Linked DNA regions of Mus musculus: region 2 is linked to region 1. The links are chromatin contacts, found by Hi-C or POLR2A ChIA-PET in ENCODE. All regions are on one chromosome and are shown on one strand. Each heading gives the region's core, a stretch centred on a gene start or an enhancer-like site at or near the end of the contact. The rest is flanking DNA. Distances are from core to core; before and after follow the strand shown. Region 1 holds the start of Ccdc177 (coiled-coil domain containing 177). Region 2 overlaps Susd6 (sushi domain containing 6).

Evidence for each region. Hi-C counts contacts between places; a loop is a spot of excess contacts on that map. ChIA-PET counts read pairs that join two places held with the same protein, here RNA polymerase II (POLR2A).
Region 2: a map of ES-E14 shows a loop between it and region 1 (2.3-fold over the local background). The contact joins the enhancer-like site here to the promoter of Ccdc177 in region 1. A Hi-C loop is called at or near these places in 33 of 37 maps with a recorded cell type or tissue (CH12.LX, CH12F3, ES-E14 and 11 more). POLR2A ChIA-PET finds 5 or more read pairs at or near these places in 3 of 5 experiments (Patski and embryonic stem cell).

The regions. Positions count from the first base shown.
Region 1 is chr12:80,757,687-80,762,952 of GRCm38, forward strand. It overlaps Ccdc177 (coiled-coil domain containing 177), which reads right to left and starts at 3,029. Exons shown (of 2, transcript NM_001008423.2): 1 at 2,711-3,029; 2 at 1-1,840. The coding sequence starts at 1,812.
Region 2 is chr12:80,876,999-80,882,264 of GRCm38, forward strand. Susd6 (sushi domain containing 6) reads left to right here. Exons shown (of 6, transcript NM_178682.4): 6 at 98-3,835. The coding sequence ends at 123. Among named protein-coding and RNA genes, the nearest start is that of Gm23298, 32 kb to the right of the region's middle. Within about 2 kb of position 2,541, at least 1 of the 3 ENCODE cell types and tissues checked has a DNase peak (open chromatin) inside an H3K27ac peak, as active enhancers do; it is gastrocnemius, where a contact is called at or near this core.

The sequences.
Region 1 (5,266 bases), core at 1,779-4,278:
CTCTTCGGCCACCTGCGCCGCGTGCTGCAGCCGTCGTTCTCCCGCCCGCGCCAGCGCCTCCAAGTGCGCCTGATGCTCCCGCTCTTTGCGCTCGGCCGCTTCCTTCGCCCGCCGACCCTGGAGCTCCTCTCTCCGCGCGCGCTCCCGCAGCTCCCGGGCGCGCTGTTCCTGCAGCTGCTCGTAGTTCTCTTGCGCGCGGCCCAAGCTGGCCTCCAGGGAGCTCCGCAGGCCCTCCCGCTCCTCCTGCTGCTGCCGGACTCGGCCTCTAAGCAGCGCCTCGTGGCGCGCCCGCTCGGCCCGGCTCAGCTCGCGCTTCTCGCGCTGCAGTTGGCCCTCTTGCCGCTCTCGGGCGCGCGCCGCCCGCTGGGCGCGCTCCCGGCGGACCAGCTCCGCGCGCTCCCGCCCCTCTTGCCGGCCCTCCTCCCTCTGCTTCAGGTTCTGCTCCTGCTGCAGCTTGCGCAGCCGGTCGTCCCGCGCGGCGCGTTCCACCCGCTCCCGCCGCAGCAGTCCCTGACGCTCCGCCAGCTCCCGCCGCCGCTCCTCGCTGCGCTCGCACTGCTGCTGCCGCCTCCGCGCGGCCTCGCGCTCCTCCCGGCCCCGGCGACCGCGCCGCTCCTCCACCTGCGCCGCCCAGGCCCGCCGGCCCCGCTCCAGCGCGCGCTGCTTCTCTCGCTCCTCGCGCTCCCGCCGCTGTTCGGCGCGCACGCGCTGCTGCTCCCACTGGCCGTGGGCCGCGGCGCGCTGCTCCAGCAACAGGCGCTCTTCCTGGTGCCGGGCCAGCATGAGGGCGGCGATCTTGCGGTCGCGCTCGGGTACCCCGCGCAGGCCTCGCTCGGCGCGCACTTGGCGGACGATGCGCTCCACATGCTGGGCTGTCTGCGGCGAGTGGCTCAGGTCTCCGAGGCTGAAGCTGCGGGCCGTGAGCGGAACCAGAGCAAGGGCCGAAGGGCGGCCCAGTGGGTTAGGTGCAGACGACGCCGAGCCCGCGGGGCAGCTGTTCCTGGCGGAAGCTCGAGGTGGCCAGCGAAGCTCCCGAAGGCTCTCCCCGCTGTAGGACGACGACGAGGCCCCGGACTCGGAGCTCAGGGCACCGTCCCTCCGGCGGGAGAGCGAGTCCAGCGAGTGGCTCTTTCTACCTGTCCGAGAACCGGCGGGCGGAGGCCGGCTCCTGGCGGGGGGACTGGGAGAAGTCCTTCGAGCAACTCGCGAGGCGGGCGAGGCCGGGAGGCTGCTGCTGCTGCTGCAGCTGCTGCTGCTGCCCCCGCTCAGGGCCGAGGCTGAGGCTGAGGCTGAGGCCGAGGCCGGGGCTGCCGCCGGACCCTTCGGTGTGAACAGGCGCCGCTTCTCCTCGCGCATGATGCGCTCGCGCTCGGCGCGGCACTGCTGCAGTTTGGCCAGGCGCTCCGCCTCGTAGGCCTCGTACAGGCCGGTGGCCACGCGCATGGAGCGGCCCGGGGCCTCGCGCACCAGGTCGGCCAGGGCCCGAGGCAGCAGCTCCACGGGCTTGACCGCGCATCGGGCGCAGGCCTCCAGAGAGCGGGGGCTGGTCAGGACGTAGCGGCTGCCCTCTGCCTCGGGGCAGGCGAAATTGAAGAGATCGAGGTGCAGCAACGGAGACTGCTCCCGACGTCCACCTTCTGCCCCGCAGGGGACTTCAGCCTTACGGGGCGCCGCCGCGGAGGCGGAGGCCGAGGAGGCAGCCGGCTGCTGGGCTCCCTGGGCATCGGGGGGCTCGGACGCTGTGGCCTCATCCCCTTCAGAGCCACCGGGCTCCGCTCCCTCTTTCTCCTCTTCTGGCACCGGGTCCACCATAGCTGAACCTCGTTCTTTGTTGGAGTCCCTGAGATGACAGAGGGGCGGGGGGACATAGAGGATCTGTGAGCTGTTCCTCCCTCCTCAGCCATATTTACCCCTCCCAACTTAATCCGATTTCAGATTAGGCTCAGGGGCCTGATGGAACGTAAATCCTAAAACTGATGCCCCAAAAACTCAGGCTGGGCAGTTGCGGTGGGGGGACGCTGGGCCTTAGACAGCAGCCTCAGTCTCCCTCAGACCTAGAATGCAGGGCCTTTCAGGAGACCACATTGGCGTGAGGCCCACTAGCTGCATCCCCTTCCTGCAAAGATTGAAGTGCAAGGAAGGCTGCAGCCAGCGAGGGAGGCGCTGGAGGATTCCCCGGAGGATTAGCTATTTGTTTGTAGCTTAGGCGGGCTGCTGGGATGCAGCTTTGCAAGAACACAAAAGGGGAAGGGGCCTGTGCATGCCAAAGTGCATTGCTGCGAGGGCCCCAGTTGCCTAGGAAGAAGTTTATGGTTGATTTCTCTCTACCAAAAGGACCCGGAGCGCAGGGCCCCCGGGAGATGGAAGGGCTGAAAAGAGTCTCCAAAGGCTTCTCCGAGTGGAGTGATGGATTCTTTCTCCAGCCTCTCCAGCGGGGCTTGCTGGGAGCTCTCTGCCTTCCTCTTCCTCCAGCCCCCACCCGGTGTTTGCTCAAGATGCACAAGGCACCTGAATCCTCCCAGATGCACCCGATCTCCAAGGCCGAATGTGTAGTTAAAGGTACCATCAACCCCAGTATGGTGGACTCAGACATCAGCCGCTGATGCTCACCAGTTTCCGCACCGCATCTCAGGGGAGTGGGCTCTTAGAGCGCCGTAAACCCTGCCGCTCCATTCTGGGAGCTGCTAGGTCTCCGAGCGGGTTCACTTACCCCAGGTCCGGGCTCCGGCCCCCTTGCCGAGGGCTTTTGTTCGCCTCTCGCTGCTCTCCCCGGCGCCTCTTCAGTCCCTGCGCCGGCGGGGTCGGGTTACTGCCGGCTGCAGCAGCCAGCGTCTCTCCATGGGAGACTACGAACTGGGAGCACACATCCCAGACGCTACCTACCCGGGGGAGGGGGAGTGCGACAAAGTCTCCCTAAAATAACGTAGCTCTGCTCCCTTGCTCACAACTGATTCTTAAAAAAGGAAGCTGGGTTCTTCCCTCGCCTCTGCATCCATCTCCACCTCTACCGCCAAGGTACCGCAGGTCTCTCGCTGCTCCTGGCGCCTCCTGGTGGCCACTTAAGGGTATTCATTTCTTTGCTTAGAGGACGACAAAGCAATTAAAAATACAGTAACTACACATGTATGCATATAAATGAATGCATGCATACATACGTAATACAGAGAGATGTGGACATAGCAGTTATCACCAGAAATCTAGTCTTTGGGCACCTTAGGCGGGTACAATGAAGGAATCAGTATATTTCTCAAAGGGATCTTAAGCAGACCAACAAGTCAGCAAGTAATTGGGTAGAAAGAGGGCACCTGGTCCAAATAGTGATTTTTATTTATTTAAGGAAAGCTAAGATGGGAGAACGAATGAGAACAAAGAATGATGCCACATTATGAAATTGCCATTACCTTGTTTGCTCACCTAAATAACTAAAAACAGTCGACAAAAACACACGGGTTCAGGCGGCAGAACACAAGTGACCAGCGGATGCTGCTTCCGAGTCGCTAGTTTCATACGATGAGACTGATCCTGATCGATGCCATGTAATGAGTGCTTTTTGATGACACCTCATCCTACCCTTCCATCGTGAGTGGTAGTGGCCAAAGACATCCCAGATTAGAATCCTCCAAGGAATGGGGGGGGGGGGGAGGTGTAGCATTAGAGAGTGTGGTGAACTATGATGCTAAAGAATCCGAAGGGCTGGTTGGTGGTGATGCCCGCCTTTGATCCCAGCACTCAGGAGGCAGAGGCAGGTGGAGCTCTGTGAGTTCAAGACCAGCCTGAGCTACAGAGTTCCAGGACAGCCAGGGCTACACAGAGAAACTAAACAAGCAAACAAAGGAAACCATGAGGGGAAAGTAAAGTTTTTGTTTTGTTTTGTTTTGTTTTGTTTTGTTTTGTTTTGGAAAGGGAAGGTTTTGAACAAGGAAATAATGCCGCAGATAGACTTTTTAGGAACATAACTCTAGCAACAACAGGGCAAGGCCCAAGAGACTAAGGAAGCAGTTGGGGAGGCACTGCAGGTACCCAGCACAGGGAATGTTGGAACCAGAAAGGGAGCGGTGGTAGGAAAGGAGGAAGGTGGGGGTTTGTAAATACAGTGGAAGGAACCACACTCAAAGCTTGGCTCTAGTGTGTGAAGTGAGGGATCAAGGATGGCTGCCTGGAGCAGTGGGATGCTGAGACAGACAGACAGACAGACAGACAGACAGACAGACACGGAAAGCGTGGATCCAGGAGGGAAGATTAGCTGGTATGGAATGCCAGTTATGGGCAGTTGCCCCTCTCCGTCATTAGAGTAGGACCATCCAACAGGTGGCTGGTTAAGTCATACTAGAGGTCTGGACTGGAACTAGATCGAGGATGTCACCATCTATGTAAGGTCCCTGTGATGGCTAGTTTTCTGTCCACTTGACACATGCTAGAGTCATTTAAGAAGAGGTGACCTCAACTGAGAAAATGCACCCCCAGACTACTCTGAAGGCAAGACTTGCATTTTCTTAATTAGCGATTGATGAGGGGGTGCCTGCCCATTGTGGGTGGTTTCACCTCTGGTGATTCTGGAGTGTGTAAGAAAGCAGGCTGAGTAAGCGTTCAGGAGCAAGCCAGTAAGCAGCAGCCTCTCGTCTTCTTACCTTGAGTTCCTGCCCTGACTTCCGCTTTCTCTCTCTCTCTTTCTTCCTTTCTTTCTTTCTTCCTTTCTTTCTTTCAAGATTTATTTATTAGCCAGGTGTGGTAGCGCACGCCTTTAATCCCAGCACTGGGGAGGTAGAGGCAGGCAGATTTCTGAGTTCGAGGCCAGCCTGGTCTACAAAGTGAGTTCCAGGACAGCCAGGGCTATACAGAGAAACCCTGTCTCGAAAAACCAAAAAAAAAAAAAAATTTATTTATTATTATAAGTACACTGTAGCTGTCTTCAGATTTCAGATGCACCAGAAGAGGGCGTCAGATCTCATTATGGATGGTTGTGAGCCACCACGTGGTTGCTGGAATTTGAACTCAGGACCTTCGGAAAAGCAGTCAGTGCTCTTAACCACTGAGCCATCTCTCCAGCCCCTGACTTCCTTTGATGATAAAAATATGACTGTAAGCAGAAATAAAATCTTTCCACCCCAAATTGCTTTTAGTCATGGTATTCCATCACAGCAATGGAAACCCCAACTAAGACAGGTCTTAGAATGAATAATATGTGTGAGACCACGAAGATAGGAAAGATGGGTTGATAACAGGATATCAGTGATAGGATTTCAAAGAAAAAGCAGACCCATGGATG
Region 2 (5,266 bases), core at 1,291-3,790, 120 kb after region 1:
TAAATGAGCGCTGTTTGGGACTCTCTAGGGTGGAGTTGGAAGAGATACTGAGAGACACCCTTAGGTAACTGCTGTACTTCCCTCCCTGTCTCTACAGATATCCCACTATTGAAAGAAGCATGAGGGCTGCCGCTGGCCTCTGTCCTCTCTGCCCGTCCTCTCTCTTCCTGTGGGTTTGAGTACCATGTCCTCTCTAGCTGCCCCACCTGGATGCCTGAACTGCCACCTGTGTATCTCTGTGTACCTGAGAGCCTGCAGGCCACCTCGATGGATACTCAAGAAAGATTCTCACCATCTGCCCACTGGACAGCTGGAGGACCTGGCCCTTTGCCTGGCCCAGCCTTCCCATCTGTCTGTCAGGGATGTGTCTGAATGCGCTGGATTGAACCTCCCCTTCCCCTCAGCCTCTGGGTCCCTTCCAGCCAGCTCTTGGTGGCAGCCCCGCAGCCATGAGGGCCTGAGCACTGCTGTGTTTACTTGTGCCTTCCCCACCCTGTCCAGGTTCCCTGTTGTGCAGGTGGGTTGCTATCCACAGGCCTTAGTGGCTACTGCCACCTGTACCCGGGGGCCAGGCCTGAGGCTGCAGAAACAGATTGAAGAGTAGTAAGGCACTCAAAGCAGGAATAGCTCATGCTGGGTCCAGAATGTGGGTCCCTGAGCTTGCCCTGTGTGTTGACACTGATGGCGGCATCTTCCTTAACTGAGGACAGAGGTTTGGGAAGTCATGCCAAAGCCACCCAGCACTCGCTGACCAGCTCTCGTGCAGGTTCCTGGCTCTTTTGAGAGTTTCTAAGAAGCACCCAGAAGACCTGTGGGAAGGAGGAAAGGTGTCAGATAATGATTGTCTTCCTAATACTCAAGTTCTCACTTCCTGCTTCCAGCACTGGCTGCCTTGGCCTTGGTTTCTGTTCCTGGATAAGGGGAAGTTGCATGCTGTTTCCTGGACTTTGTCCTAGGTAGCTCTGGCTTCCTTGCAGCCCACAGAATCCTGAGATTTGCTGAGATGCCAACAAAAGCTCATCTGGCTTTTGGCAGTCTGGGCAAGTTGCCCCTTTTTAGGTTTGTGGTGATGGAGGGGAGGCTGATAGGTACAGACCAAGTCCCCGGTGGCTGCAGGCAGCTCCGGCAGGTCCTGAGGATCCTCCTCACCACGGTCATGTGCCTTAGTAACTGTGCCCAGGAAGTGGCCTGCTGTGCCACTGCTCCCACTCTGTTCTCTCCTCCCTGCCTTTCCACACGTCATCGTTGAAAAGCCACTCCTTATTTTCCCTGCCAGCTGATAGAGATGGTGGGCACCCAGAAACCTGAGATACAGGTCCTGGGAGTGGGAACGTACTAGCCTAGAAGAAATGCTCCAGCCATTTCCAGCCTCCTATTGCCCTGTACTGAATGCTGACAAGTCTGGGTAACTGAGCCCCACCAGGCTTCTACCATCTTGAGAAGACAGATGTGGTATCAAGGAATGTGTGTGTTTTTTTTTTTTCTTCTCATCTTTCTTCCTTTCTTCCTTTTCTTCCTCTTCTTCTTCTTCTTCTTTCTCCTCCTCAAGCCTTGGGGCTGGGAAACTCTTCAGAGCCAGTCCTGGACTGAACCTGTGATGAGCCTCTCTGGGGTGGTAAAAATAATAAAAGCCCAGTATATTTATAGTTCCTGACACAACAGGGTTAGCTCCAGGCATCTGTGGCCTCAAAAATAGGGGAATAACTTCTCCTAGCCAACTGCCTCCATTCACAATGCACTTTAGTCCCTGTCATGCCTGGCTTCCTGACACCCTCATCTCCTCTCAGGGTAAGGGCAGTGTCTGCTGTCCCTGCTGGCCACTCCCACACTAACCCAGGAGGCCAGTCCAGTGTGCCCAGTGTCCAGACAAGTATGGTTGGCTGAGGAATGAGCTGGAAAAGGTGCTTAGACTAGACGACTAGAACACCCCTAGCAGGTGCTGCCATAGGCTTACCTGGGGGTGGGTTCCAAGGCCCCAAGCCACCTCACCATGGCGCTTCTTCAGCTTCAGTGGTGTCCACCCCCCTCAAGGGAGAACTGGGCAAGGAACACGAGTCTTCTGAATGGGCCTGCCTCTTTTGCTTACTGCTCTTCTAAAATCTGAGTTCTGTTTTAGTTCTGTGTCGTTACCCTGGGCTTTTGCCCCTTACAGATTGCACTTCTTTGGCTTATTATTTAGCCTTGTAGGTGCCTGGCTTTGGCCTTGGGAAAAAGAACCTCCTGGTGCCTCGTTTTCTCTCAGCATTCATTAGCCTGCTGTGGGGAAATCACAGGCCCAGGCTTGCCTAACTGAAGGATAAAGGGCACCCGTGTTCCCCATCCTCTTGTCACAGGCTTTTAGAAGGTCTGTTCTTGAGGTCTCACACCTGTTGCTGGCATCTGTGGCTTCTTCCTGCATTGTTTTCTTCTACAGCAATTTCTTAACCATTAGCCATGTGCTGTGGTTTCTGGGGCATCTGGGCTTTGTCCATTACAGACGGACTGGGGACTTAATTGCCTTGAAGTGGAGCCTGCTAGAAACAGGGTCAGTGGCAGGTGGCAGGCGGATGGGCAGGAAGAAGCTTCGAGCAAGTGGGAAGAAACTAAGCAGCCTACTTTACTGGGCTCACCTCCAGGGACATCCTGAGACTTGTCCAAAAGAGGCAGTCAGCACCAAAGGACTTTTACACAGGGTTTTTTGGTTTGGGAGATGTTTTTGCTTTTTCATACTTACACTGACTCAATGCAGGTTTTATATCCTGGTGACTTGCTGTCACATTCTATCAGTTTTCAAGGGCCAGAATGATGAAATAAATAAATAGAAAATTCCGTCCTTCCATGCCTTAGTTTAACAGGTGAGCTCTACCTGCCCAGTTCTGTGTTTTGTGTGAGAACTGTGAAATGGGCGGAGTCCTGACCACTTTGTGGGTTCGTTTGGTTTTATAAGGCATTTCAATGTACATTCTTCAAGCACTCCATTTGCAAAGAGAACTTAAAGTCATACTGTCTTCCCCATTCATCCTGCCCTCCTTGCACCCCCAGCTTTACAGTTCTGTAAAGAAGCCAGGCTACAAGACAGACAAAGGTATATTTTTCCTGCTTTGAGAGTGGCCAAGTTGGGATAGATGGCAGTTGGCCTTTTTCCTCCCAGTCCTATCAGAGCTCTTGAGTCACTTGGCTTCCTGCATAACAATATCTCCTCTGTTCTGAGGAACATTCTAGCATAGAAAATGGAATATGCTGCAAACATTTCTAGATCCTTCCTCCCTTCCCCCTCCTTAAAGAACAAAGAAGGGACACACAGCATGCCTACCACACAGCTTCATTCCAGGTATGCTTGCGCCTGACAGTACAGCTAGAGCCTTCTCTGTGGGGCCTGCTGGGTCTCCTGCAGCCTTAGAGAATATTTTACTTGGCATTTTACTAGGCAGTTGAAAACCTAGTAGAGTTTGAACAAAGCGCACCCCACCCCACCCGTCCTTCACCCAGCAGCAGAGCTCACCATGAGGGTGCAGAGTAGAGCACTTGGATTGCCAAGTAGGGAGAGGAAGTAGTTGAGGGTTGCATGGCTGTATCCACACTGGCCTGGCTTCTTAAGGCTGTGCACCACTATGGGATCCTTTGCAGAATGGTACTCATAAAATGGTTTAAACAACACATGCTTAATTGACTGTGCAGGATGTCAATCAATCTGGGTTTGCTTTATTTTATTTTATATATATATTTTTTGGTATCCTGTACATTGCAGTGGGTATGAAGATAGTATTTTAATATTTGTACAAAGTTTAATTTAATTTTAATTGTTCTATGTATATAACTGCATTTCTAAATAATAATAAAAATTCTTATGAAGGCAGATGTGAGATGTAGTCCTTCCCAAAAATAGTTTTTCAGAACTCTAGATGATTGAAGAGAGTAGGTGTTGGGGTTAAGGCTATATGTGCTAGCTTGGCATGTGTGAGACCCTAGGTTCAGTCTCCAGCACCACAGAAGGAAGAGGAGGAGAGAGGCGGCTCAGTTGGTAGAGTGTTTGCAAGCGTGAGGACCTGAGTTCGTATCCCCAGAACTCACACAAATCGCTGGGTGTGGTGGTATGTTCCTGAAATGAGGACAGACTCAGGAATTTGCTGGCCAGCCAGCCTCCATAATTAGCTCCAGGTTCATAGTCCTTATTCAGGAAAAGATAAAGTTGGACAGCAATAGAGTGCCATCCTTTGGCCTCTGCTTGTGTATCCACACACATACACTGTACACACACAAAGAGTGGAAGCAGGCAAGAGCTCATGACTAGAGGATGCTCTAGGTCTGAAGAGGCTGCTTGGCAGGTATGGAGACGGGACAGATTCAGAAAGTGCTCATTAAGAACATAGAACCGACAGTTGGGTGATTGATTGGATCAGGGGCCATCTTGGGGGTGCACAGATCATTGAGGGCAGTGCAGAGGGAGGGTGACCTGGGAGAAGGACTACCAACTATCACCAGTAGAAAACCATTGTCTCTTGATCAACTGCTTTCCTCTCGGGGTGCCAAACACTTGAGCATCTGATCCTAATATGGTTGGGCTAATGTAGAATGTCAGTTGGGCCAGGAGGGGAGACAATTAACAAGTGCATCATGATTGATATAATCTGGAACCTAGAAGAAGATGGGATGGGGCATTCCAAGCCTTCAGATGAAACACAGCTAGGTGTGTGAAGGACCGGTACCATGAGCCTAGACAGGCTGAGCATGGTGCAGTCTGTGTCTGGGCACAAAGGACAGCGCGTGTGTATGGTACATGCAGTATAGAAAGTTGCATACTAGGCAGTGGAAAAAGGAAAAAGGAGAGAGAAAGAACTTGCTCCTGAATTTGAGGAGACAGTGACTTGGACCACAAGGAGGTAATATGGAGAATGGGGAGTCTCCACAGCCCACTAGGGATGTTTGCACACCCTATGGGCATGGACATCACCTTGGCAGGTCTCAGTTAATGCCATAGCATTAACTAAAATTGAAGGGGTTAGGGGATGGACTCTGACTGCATCTAAAGGATGGATGTAGGGATATAAGACCCTAGTGAGCTGGGTGGATGACAATAGGATCTCTAGGAAGATGGCTGTTGGGATAGAAGTTGGTAAATTCAGTCAGTACTTTTAACACAGAGCTGTTAGGTGACTGGATGCAGGGGGAAACACATCTCAGGGGTACACAGATCACTGCCAGCAGTACAGAGGAAAGCTAGACAGAACTGTAGGAAGACCAGGAGTGTGTTGTATGCCTTTAATGTCACCCTTCAGAAGCAGAAGCA